Linked DNA regions of Homo sapiens: region 1 is linked to region 2. A link is a contact called in ENCODE Hi-C data. All regions are on one chromosome and are shown on one strand. Each heading gives the region's core, a stretch centred on a gene start or an enhancer-like site at or near the end of the contact. The rest is flanking DNA. Distances are from core to core; before and after follow the strand shown.

The links. A loop is a pair of places that touch in the nucleus more often than their neighbours do. Pooled maps may share reads with other maps.
Region 1: a loop to region 2 is called in a map of ascending aorta, with 4 times the contacts of the local background. The contact joins the promoter of SRXN1 here to the promoter of FKBP1A-SDCBP2 in region 2. A Hi-C loop is called at or near these places in 1 of 168 maps with a recorded cell type or tissue (ascending aorta) and 6 of 50 pooled maps.

Annotation. Positions count from the first base shown.
Region 1 is chr20:651,835-656,953 of GRCh38, reverse strand. It overlaps SRXN1 (sulfiredoxin 1), which reads left to right and starts at 3,754. Exons shown (of 2, transcript NM_080725.3): 1 at 3,754-3,978. The coding sequence starts at 3,769. It overlaps LOC107985423 (a long non-coding RNA gene), which reads right to left and starts at 4,001. Exons shown (of 2, transcript XR_001754452.2): 1 at 3,480-4,001; 2 at 1-3,165. RefSeq lists a silencer at 3,317-3,876.
Region 2 is chr20:1,391,886-1,397,075 of GRCh38, reverse strand. It overlaps FKBP1A-SDCBP2 (FKBP1A-SDCBP2 readthrough (NMD candidate)), which reads left to right and starts at 3,904. Exons shown (of 10, transcript NR_037661.1): 1 at 3,904-4,114; 2 at 4,195-4,242. It overlaps FKBP1A (FKBP prolyl isomerase 1A), which reads left to right and starts at 4,022. Exons shown (of 5, transcript NM_000801.5): 1 at 4,022-4,114; 2 at 4,195-4,242. The coding sequence starts at 4,078. MIR6869 (microRNA 6869) reads left to right here and starts at 4,115; the gene lies at 4,115-4,176. RefSeq lists silencers at 3,966-4,015, 4,216-4,315, 4,326-4,395 and an enhancer at 4,130-4,630.

The sequences.
Region 1 (5,119 bases), core at 2,505-5,004, 740 kb after region 2:
TCTTCCTTAGTAAGAGAACTCCAGTTTTAGCTCAGCACATTACCGCTACGGATGAAGACAACATATCCAGCTGCCCTTGCAGCCAGGGGTGGCCGTGTGACCAATTTCTAGTCAATGACATGCAAGGGGAAGTGTTATACAAAACTTCTGAGATAGCATCCTCAAAAGGGGAGGGGTCATATCCTTTGCCTTTCCATTTCTCCACCTCTTTCCAGGGTGGAATTTGGATGAGACGGCTGGCACTTCAGCAGCAATCCTGAATAGGAGGTGACCCTGAGAATGAAAACTCTGCTGGAAAATGATGGAGCGGCAAGATAGAAAGGGCCTATGCCACTAGTGACCATGGAGCAGCCATCCCAGCCATGGACTTCCTACCTCGACTGTTTTTTTTTTTAAAGAGGAAACACTTTAAGTTGTATGAAGTCTCTGTTGTCAGGTTTCCCTTATTTAAAGCCAAATATCATCGCTGTTGACAGTCATGTTCCTGACATGTAGAGATAATCCCTCTGCTGAGTGAGGGCAGAGAAAAGAAATCTCTCAACTTACTTTCCCCTGAGGCTCCGCTTCACCTCAGTCACGGGAATAGCCAAGCATCCCCATTTTCATTAAGCTAATTCACTTTGGCTTTCTGTCACTTGCAAACAAAAGTCTTGACTAATACATCAAGCCTAGTCTGAAAGTGAAGACACGGAGAGACGTTCAAGCTCTGTTACAATTTAAAATGCAATCAAACAGCAAACATTTATTGAGCACTTATAATGCGTTGTGCACTGTTTTAAGGACCTCACCTAACACCATCTCTCTTCACTCTTCCAACACCCCTGTGAATTAGGTGACATTATGTCCGTTTTACAGATTAGGAAACAGGCACAGACAGGTGACTGGCCCAAGGTCACACATCTAATAAAATAGTGCAATTTTAACCCAGGCAAGGTACAGAACTATAGGGGATGACCCAGTATCAAGTTTCCCTTTTGTTTTAGTTTTGGTTCCCTGATAGCAAGTCTGAGACTTGAGTGTAAGTCGTTTATGTGGGAGGTGATCCCTGGAAGCAGAAGTAAGGGGTGGGAGGAATGGGACAGAGGGTGTGTTAGTGAAGTCAGTTGTAGCAATAGGGCTGAGTACTTCTGGTCTCTGAGAAGGTTCCAGAAAGATCTGAATGGTCTAGAACACCTCTCTGAATCGTCCACCTGTGACAGCACAAGACTGGCATTTACTCACCGGCTCCTGCCCCCATTAGTGAATGGCCTGGCACCTCTGGAATGGGCAGAGCTCCCACAGGGATGCCCCATCTATCAAATGGGGATGGAGATAACAGACTCGTCTCATAAAGCTGTTAGGTTCCATGAGTTAATATATGTAAAGCGCATCAAACCATGCTGGGCACATGGAGAGCACTCAGTAATGTATGCTATGTATGACCTGAGGGAAGAGCGTTCCATGCACAGGGAACAGCAAATGTAAAGGGTCTGAGGCCAGGACACATTCGCTGTGGAAGAGGCACAGCAAGGAGGCCAGTGTGACTAGAGTTGACTCCGGGGCTTGAGGAGTGGAAGGTCAGAAGGTGTGAGCCACTGCATCCAGCCAGGGAAGGTTTCTTCACTCTTAAAAAGAGGCTCGAAGGGATGTCCTAACTTCCACTTGTGGACATTCGCATGTAATGATGTGATGTTTTGAGCTACAGTAGCCATCTTGGGACCATGAGGGGCACACCGCAGGATAACAGAACACCAAGGATGATGGCACAAAAGGATAGACAGAACCAGGGTCTTTTTTTTCTGAGAGAGTCTCACTCTCTCACCCAGGCTGTAGTGCAACGGCATGATCTCAGCTCACTGCAACCTCTGCCTCTCGGTTTCAAGCAATTCTCCTGTCTCAGCCTCTGGAGTAACTGGGACTACAGGCGCGCGCCACCATGCCTGCCTAATTTTTGTACTTTTGGTAGAGACAGGGTTTCACTATGTTGGCTAGGCTGGTCTCGAACTCCTGGCCTCAAGTGATTCGCCTGCCTCAGCCTTCCAAAGTGCTGGGATTACAGGTGTGAGCCACCGGGCCCAGCCAGAACTGGAGTCTTTGGTCACATTGTTCAACTGCCTCTTTACCAACCTTGGACATACCTACCTCCAAACATTTTATTATGTGAGAAAACAAACCTTCTTATTGCTTAAGCCATTTTGAATTGGGCCATAGATATCTTAACACAGAGAATTTGATACCAGGAAATGAGGCCTCCCTGGGTACACCATGATGATAGAATCAGGCCAGAGCTCCACTTTTCCACTCTAGAAACTGTTATCCTGCCATTCTTACTTCCTGTAATGAGGAAGATGTTTTAGAAGGGATAACTTCCCTCTTGATGAAATTCTCTAATTCTGAATAATTCTGGGGCTGAGGTGTGGGTGTCAGTTCTACTTCTTGAAATAAAGTATCATTTAGGTGCGCACGGGAATTATGTTTCGAAAGGGAAAGGCTGGAGTCTTGGTGTCAGTGTTCTAAGGTTTTGTGAGAGACTAAGAACCCAAAATAAATGATCTTCAACAGCAAAATGGATGTTATGCAATTCACAGAGCACTATGAGCACTCTCTCAATTCACACAACTTTGAGTGATGGGCAGCATGACTTCATTTTACAGACGGGGTTCAGAAAGTGTCAGCAACTGGTGGAAGGCAAAGTAGAAACTCCTGGCTCCCTCCTTCGTCTCCAGTTTTCTCCAGCTGGCAGGGTAAGTATGCATTTCTCCATGTTCGTGCCATTCAGGTTGAGAAGGAAGACAAGCAAACCAGACATGCTTGTCTTCGACCGAGTCTGGGATCGTCCACCTTCCTGCTTGGAGTTGGTGGTTAAGTGGCCCCACAGTTTGGACTCGTGTGACCTGACTTTCATTTCAGCTGACCTTGAACAGCGGGTCTATAACTGCACCTACTTCCAGTAGTGTTGTAATGACACAAACAGACAGTGTGGAACTTGAAGGCAGGGCCCACCCATTGTCAGCGCGACTCCTGAGGGCTCCGTGTGACAGTCACTGTTGCTGAACCAAGGCAGCCAACGGTGGGGTAGAAGGCGGACTCTGGAGCCAGACCGTCTGGATTTGAACGCGGATTCGGCCACTTACTAGTTCCGTGATCTTGGGTACATCACTTAAACCTGTGTCTCAGTCTCCTCTTCTGTAAAATGGGAATAACAGTCATACCTTCCTTGCAGGGTTGTTTTGAGGTTCAGATACGTTAATACACGTGCAAAATGTTCGGAACGACTCCAGACACAGCCGGCGCCAGACTGGAAGTGGAACCGCTGGTGGGGATCATAACCTCGCTGGCTAGGAACCCCAGCAGCGGGGCAGCAGCGCACCGCGGGCTTTGCCGACTCACCCTGGCTGGGCAGGTCCGCCGCGCTCTCCCCCGCCCCCGCCCCCGCGGCCTAAGTCGGCCCGGCCGGTGCGTCACCCGCGCCCCTCCCGCCCCGCGACCTGCAAACTCACCCTGAGTCAGCCCGCCCGGGCGTTTCCACTCCCCGGACGCCGCGCGGCGCAGGGGAGGCGAGAGGCGCCCCCCGGTGGAGAGCCTGAGCCCCGCGCGAGTCTGGCGGCACCTGGCGAGCGGAGCCGGAGTCGGGCTGGGGACCGCGGGGTCGAGGCCGGACCGCGGCGGGGTCGGGGGAGAAACGCGCGCTGCCCTGGCACGGGCCCCCCCCCCCGGCCGCGCGGAATGGTATGGCCCGGCCGGAGTTAAGGCCGGGGGGAGGCGGCGAGTCCCGCGGCGGCGGCGACGATGGGGCTGCGTGCAGGAGGAACGCTGGGCAGGGCCGGCGCGGGTCGGGGGGCGCCCGAGGGGCCCGGGCCGAGCGGCGGCGCGCAGGGCGGCAGCATCCACTCGGGCCGCATCGCCGCGGTGCACAACGTGCCGCTGAGCGTGCTCATCCGGCCGCTGCCGTCCGTGTTGGACCCCGCCAAGGTGCAGAGCCTCGTGGACACGATCCGGGTGAGGCCTCGGGGAGTCCAGCCAACCGGAGGGAGGGCTTCGGAGGAGGGAGGTTGCCGGAGGAGGGAGGTCGCTGCGATGGACGCGAGACGGACTGGTTCCGGGCCCAGCCGGAGCTCAGCCTCTGCTGTGTGACCTTGAGCAAGTAGCTGGGCCTCTCTGGGCCTCTGTTTCCTCACTTGAGCAAGGAGGGAATTGGGCGAGATAATTAAAGTAGTGATGATAACGCTTATAACGCTAGTGCTTGCAGTGGTCCAGGAACTGCAGGAAGTCCCTCAGTTTCCTATGCCAACCCTAGGAGGTAGATAGTGGCTCTTTTGCAGACGAGAACTGAGGCAGGGAAGATTTCAGCGGCTTGACTAAGATCAGGCGCTTAAAAAGTGACACGGCTGGAATTCACACCCAGGCAGCCTGGGCCCCACTGCCCAGCACATGGCCACCGCACTACCCGGAGATAAGCCGTGGGCTCTCATGGCTGTGACAGTCAGTGACAGTGGGACTAGGTGTGTCATATCTGCTGGGAGGCCCTTGTCTGAATGGGAAGTGGGAGAGGTCAAGGGTCAGCTCCACCACTGAGGAAGGGTGTTAAGAATACCGGAGTGATTCTGGCAGGAACTTGGGGGCCCCGCAAGAACAGGTGTCAGGTTAGGCCTACATAACGTTGTGTCCCCTTCCCCCGACCCTTGGAAGGTGAGCACATGAGATCCCTAAGCCCCACCCAGCACCTCTACAGCCACCCCCGATAACTTTCAGTCCTAGTATTTACACTAGTGTCCTCACTGCCTGGAGCCACTTCCCCAGACAACCACAGGGCCTGCTCCCCTGCCTGGTTCAGCTCTCTGCCTCCTTGATCACCCTTGGTCAGAGTCACTGGCCTCTCTAGCTCTCCCCTTAGCCCGAGATGTTTTTCAGGATACCACTTATGTCCACCAGAAATTATATTATACATCTATTTGTGTTGCATTTTATTTTCTGTCTTCCTGACCTCACGTGCACTCCACAAGGGCGAGGACCTCGTCCCATCTTATCTGTTGCCACAATAGTAGCACGGCGCCTGGCTGAGATGGGAAGGGATCTGCCATGCATGCCCTGTCCCACCACTGGGCTTTTTCTCCCGTTGAGAACCTCTTCTATCTCTGCC
Region 2 (5,190 bases), core at 2,655-5,154:
GAGATAGCAAGAAGTGGGGGGTGATTGTCGGTTAGCAGTTTGATTTACAGCAGGCTTGCAAGACTGCAGTCTTTGAACAATAGGATCTAGATGTCCCAGTAGATAATCTCAATGAGCATGGCGCCAGGGCCCTCAGCAAACCTCCTGGCGGCAGGCGCAGTTGTGAGTTTGCCCACATCCTGCATTCATGATAAACAGTTTGCTGTTTGATCATATATCCTTCAGTGGAATGCTGAGTTGGTCACAATCCCTTTGGCCTTTTCAGCTCCCAACAGATGGGTACAATAGCAGAATGGAGATTGCAGGGAAACATGCCAGTGATCTCAAAGATAGAAAAATAGAAATTATCCAATCTGAACAACAGAGAAAAAGGACTGGGGGGAGCTGAACAGAACTTCAGGCACCTGTGAGACAATTCCAAAATATCTAATGTTCGTGTTACCAGGATCTGAGAAGAACAGGAGAAACAGAATGGAGCAGAAGAAAATATCTGAAGAAATAATGGCTGAAAACTTCCCAAATGTGGTGAAAGGCATACACCTATAGACTCAGGAAGCTGAGTAAACCACAAACAGGATAAACCAAAGGAAATCCAACCCCCATTTTTCAGGTTTTAGAACTTCAGGGAGGGAGTCACTTCCCCTTGTCATGAGGGATGCTTATGACTTCAGACTGAAATGATTCCCTGTCTCCTGTTACACAAAGAGAGTGAAAATAAATTTAATCAGTTCAGAATGATATTAAATGAAAGTCAGAATCTCCTGCTCTTTCTCCCAGTTCCATCTCTTAGAGTCACTCACTCTTTCTGTTTTTTGTTCTGGTTTGCTAAGGGTGATCCCAAAGAACTTAACTACTTAACAGAGTTGTTAATAACTAGGCTATATATAAACAGAATCTAAATTAATTTAGAAAGGAACTCTCCCAGTTACTTCAAAAAATCAGATAAATGCTTAATAAGTGCCCCTTGTCCCCAGGTCCAATTCATCTTAGGTCTGGTGGCAGAACTGATAGCTACATGCTTTCCTGTGTTTTCCCAAAGCACTGAGGAAGAAGTGGTGCAAATGTGAGGTTCTTGGGGAACCCCCATCTATATAAACAAAGCTTATATCCATGGATTGAGATGGCCACTGTCTCAAAGGCAGGTCTATGTTTTGAACCGATACCCAATTCAGAGCCATGAGAGAGACCACAGGATGAATGTGAGGCAAGCCTTATTCTGCTAGGCTTCAGGGAAAACGGAATCCAGGAACTCTCTCGCCCCTGGTTGCTCTCATTCTCCATCATTTATTCTCGCTGCAGTCTGATTTTCTCTAGGTGGTGTGAAGCAGTGTCCTGGCGACTGCTGGGGCCCTCTTTTTAATTTCATCTTTCGATCTCCATTCTTCCATTCTATGAGCACAGAACCTCTGATTTTAGTTGGGTGTGTGTACACCCAGAATGAAGACTTTATTCCCTAGCCTCCCATGCAGCTAAATTTGACCATATAACTAAGTTATAGTCAATGTGAAGTATAACGGGAAGAGATGTGTGCAATTCTAAGTCGTACCCTTAAAGGAAAAGGGAATGTACCCCCCATTCCTCCTTTCCCCCTTCCCACTAGCTGAGATGAAAATATGTTGGAGAGCCAACTTGGACCATGCATATGAGGGTAGGATTCTAAGGATGGGGAGCCACAAGTAGAAGAAGGATGAGTCCCTGGGCAGCCTGTGAAGTCCTACCTGCACTGAACCACCTGCCTCTGAACTGTTACATGAGAGAGACAGCAACTTCAGCCTCTTTTCAGCCACAGTTAATTTGGTTCTGTTACAGCCTGTATTCTTACTACATTAAAATTTCCAAAGCAGTCACGAGCTCACTGAGATTTTAGGAAAGGGGACATAGATGAGGGTTGGGGTGTCAAAAAACTGTGAGGTCATGTTTAAAACACTACAGGAGCTGGTATGGTTTAGTTCTGTGTCCCCACCCAAATCTTATCTTGAATTGTAATCCCTATAATCCTGAGGTCAAGGGAGGGACCCGGTGGGAGGTGATTGGATGGTGGGGGTGGTTTCCCCCATGCTGTTCTCATGGTAGTGAGTGCATTCTCATGAGAAATGATGGTTTTATAGGTGTTTGACAGTTCCTCTTCACATACTCTCTCTCATGCCTGCTGCTGTGTAAGATATGCCTGCTTCCCCTTCTGCCATGATTGTAAGTTTCCTGAGGATTCCCAGCCATGCAGAACTGTGAGTCAATTAAACCTCTTTCCTCCATAAATTACCCAGTCTCAGGAATTTTTTTTTTTTTTTTTTTTTTTTGAGACTGGTTCTCACTCTGTCACCCAGGCTGGAATGCAGAGGTGCAATCTTGGCTCACTACAACCTCCGCCTCCTGGTTTAAGCAATTCTTATGCCTCAGCCTCTCAAGTGGCTGGGATTACAAGCCTGTGCCACCATGCCTGGCTAATTTTTTTGTATTTTTAGTAGAAACTGGGTTTCACCATGTTGGCCAGGCTGGTCTTGAACGCCTGGCCTCAAGTGATCTGCCCGCCTCAGCTTCCCAAAGTGCTGGGATTACAGGCATGAGCCACCGTGCCCAGCCTCAGGTATTCTTTATAGCAGTGTGAGAATCGACTAATGCAGAAGCACACACACACACAGATCAGAGAAAGATTAGTCACATGTGCCTCCTTATGTCCTAGACCATGTCACAGTGTTCTCTTGCGTTACAGTGCCTCTGCAGGTACTGCTCCTTCTGCCTCCCCTTACCCCAACACATACACACAATTGGCCTTCTAACCTTGGCTAAACCTGGCTAAACCTGGCTAACTCAGGGAAATATCTGACCACATTCCAGACTAAGTGAGGCATCTCTGTTATATTAACACGCCCCTCACAGCATGTATTACTGTCTCATAATATTACAGATTTGAAACTTTACATTTATTCCGTATCTTTTTTTACTTAAACAGGTTATTTGATTATCTCTCCCACATCATACGTAGATTCTGTGAGGTCAGGGACTAAGTCTGACTCCTTCACCGCTGTATCCTCAGCACCTAGCACAGTACATGACATACAGAAGGTGCTTGTCAAAGTCAAAATAAAATATGGAGATGAATCTCTAAATGTAATGTTTTATTTGGGGAAGCGAGAATCGCAACTCGGAGCATACACACAGATCTGGTGGTCTTTGGTATGTCCGAAAAACAAAGAGAAGGCTGGGCGTTTTATTAGAAAGGGAAATGCATTGGCACTAGTAAAGTTTCAGGGAGCTGGCAAGCTCTGATTGGTGACTGACAGTGGTAAGTAAAACTAGTATTAGGTTATGGCGGGTTGTTTCAGCAGTTACTAGCTGAATCTGGTCTCAGGGGGACAGCAGGCCATTTCCGCAGCAGTTAGTGGAAATATTGGTTCTTGGAGCAGGCGCTGCGTGCCTCCAGTGCTTTTCCCCTGGCCCCTGGATTCTGATTCCGTTGGGCATAAGAAGAGTGACCCAATTCGTATTATCAACTTTCACATGCTCAATAAGAATGTATGCATGTAAGCTATGGGTGAGTGAATGAATTTGGACAACTCCTCCTCCAGTGAAGAAAAGCAGAACTTACAACCTTGAGCCACTTATAAAATACTAACATACTACCACCACCTGTGCGCTGTCTTCTCAGAACCATGCTCTTCCCAGGATGAGTAACTGTGTGCTTCTAAGTGGAAACCTGATGACAGTCACCCAGTCAGTGACTGGCGGACCCCCTATTATTACTCCCATTCTTTGGGCAGGGAGATGCTTAACCGGCTGGAAGCACAGAGGAAGGGCAGGAGAACGAAGCAAGTCACCCGGCAAACACAGCTGTATCCGGAGGCCTCCGGGCTTCCGGAGGTCTCGGGGCTTCTGGGCTTCCGGTCCCTCTTCCGGAGGCCTGGGTTTCCGGGACGTCGCGCGCCGTGTGGGGCGCGCACGCAGGGCTGGGCGTGAGGGGGCGTGCGCGTGCGCAGGCGACGCGCCGAGGTACTAGGCAGAGCCGTGGAACCGCCGCCAGGTCGCTGTTGGTCCACGCCGCCCGTCGCGCCGCCCGCCCGCTCAGCGTCCGCCGCCGCCATGGGAGTGCAGGTGGAAACCATCTCCCCAGGAGACGGTGAGTAGTGGCGCGCGGCGGCTCGGAGTACCTCTGCCGCCGCGCGCATCGGCTCAGCATGCCCGTCTCTGTCTCCTCAGGGCGCACCTTCCCCAAGCGCGGCCAGACCTGCGTGGTGCACTACACCGGTGAGTCGGGGGCCCAGCGGGGAGGGGGCCCGGGCCGCAGTCCGCAGCCCGGGTGCGGCTGGCCGTCGAGGCCTGGGGGCCCGGGGCCTGGGGTCCGGGGCGTGGCGGCGGCGAGGTCCGCATGGCCCGAGGCTGAGGCCTGGGCGGTGGCTCAGGGGCAGCCTGGGGCTTGCGGAACCCGGGCGGGTCTGAATCGGCGGCTGTGAGCGTCGGCTGCGGGCTAGGTGTTATCTGACCCGTCAGAAGCATTTCTGCACCTTAGATGCTGCCCTTATGCCCGCTGCACAGATGAGGAAACTGAGGCTTGGCGAGGCGAAGTCACTTTCCCAAGGTCTCACTTTCCCAAGGTCACACTTTCAGGAATGGGCAGAGCTCTGGCCAGGGACCATTAGGAAGGATTTGTACCATTTCTGTGCCCCTGCCCCCACTTCCATCCCTCCCTTCACTGGAGATGAGGACGAGGTAATTCCGAGTCTGCAGAGCTGCTGCTTCCTCCGGGGAACTCGGAATTCGCCCCTTTGCCTAGGGTGGGGAAACATCCCACTTCCTAAGTCATTGCTTTGGCCCTTCCTGGCCTTGGGGGAAGTAGAGCTGCACGGCCTTCTTCCGTCTTTTTACTTTTGAGCCACTTACAAATCCAAGGCTCAGTGACAGCGCTGGCTCAGGCTGACCGAAAGCTGCACGTGTAATTTAGTCCCCCAGCTCTTCTAGAAGTAGAGACTTTTCTCGTCCTCATTTTAAAGATAAGCATCTGGAGGCTAATACATAGTGATAATACAAGCCAAAGGAAATTTTAGACACCTCCCCCTCCCCAGCCAGAATTCAGACATCAGAGTCGTGTGCCTTGGGGCTGTCTTACTCCTTCTCCTTACAAGCTTGTCCTGGTTTGTATGGGGGCGGGGGAGGGGGAGAGCTGAGTTGGCGGAGACTCAGTGGCTGTGGGTCCCA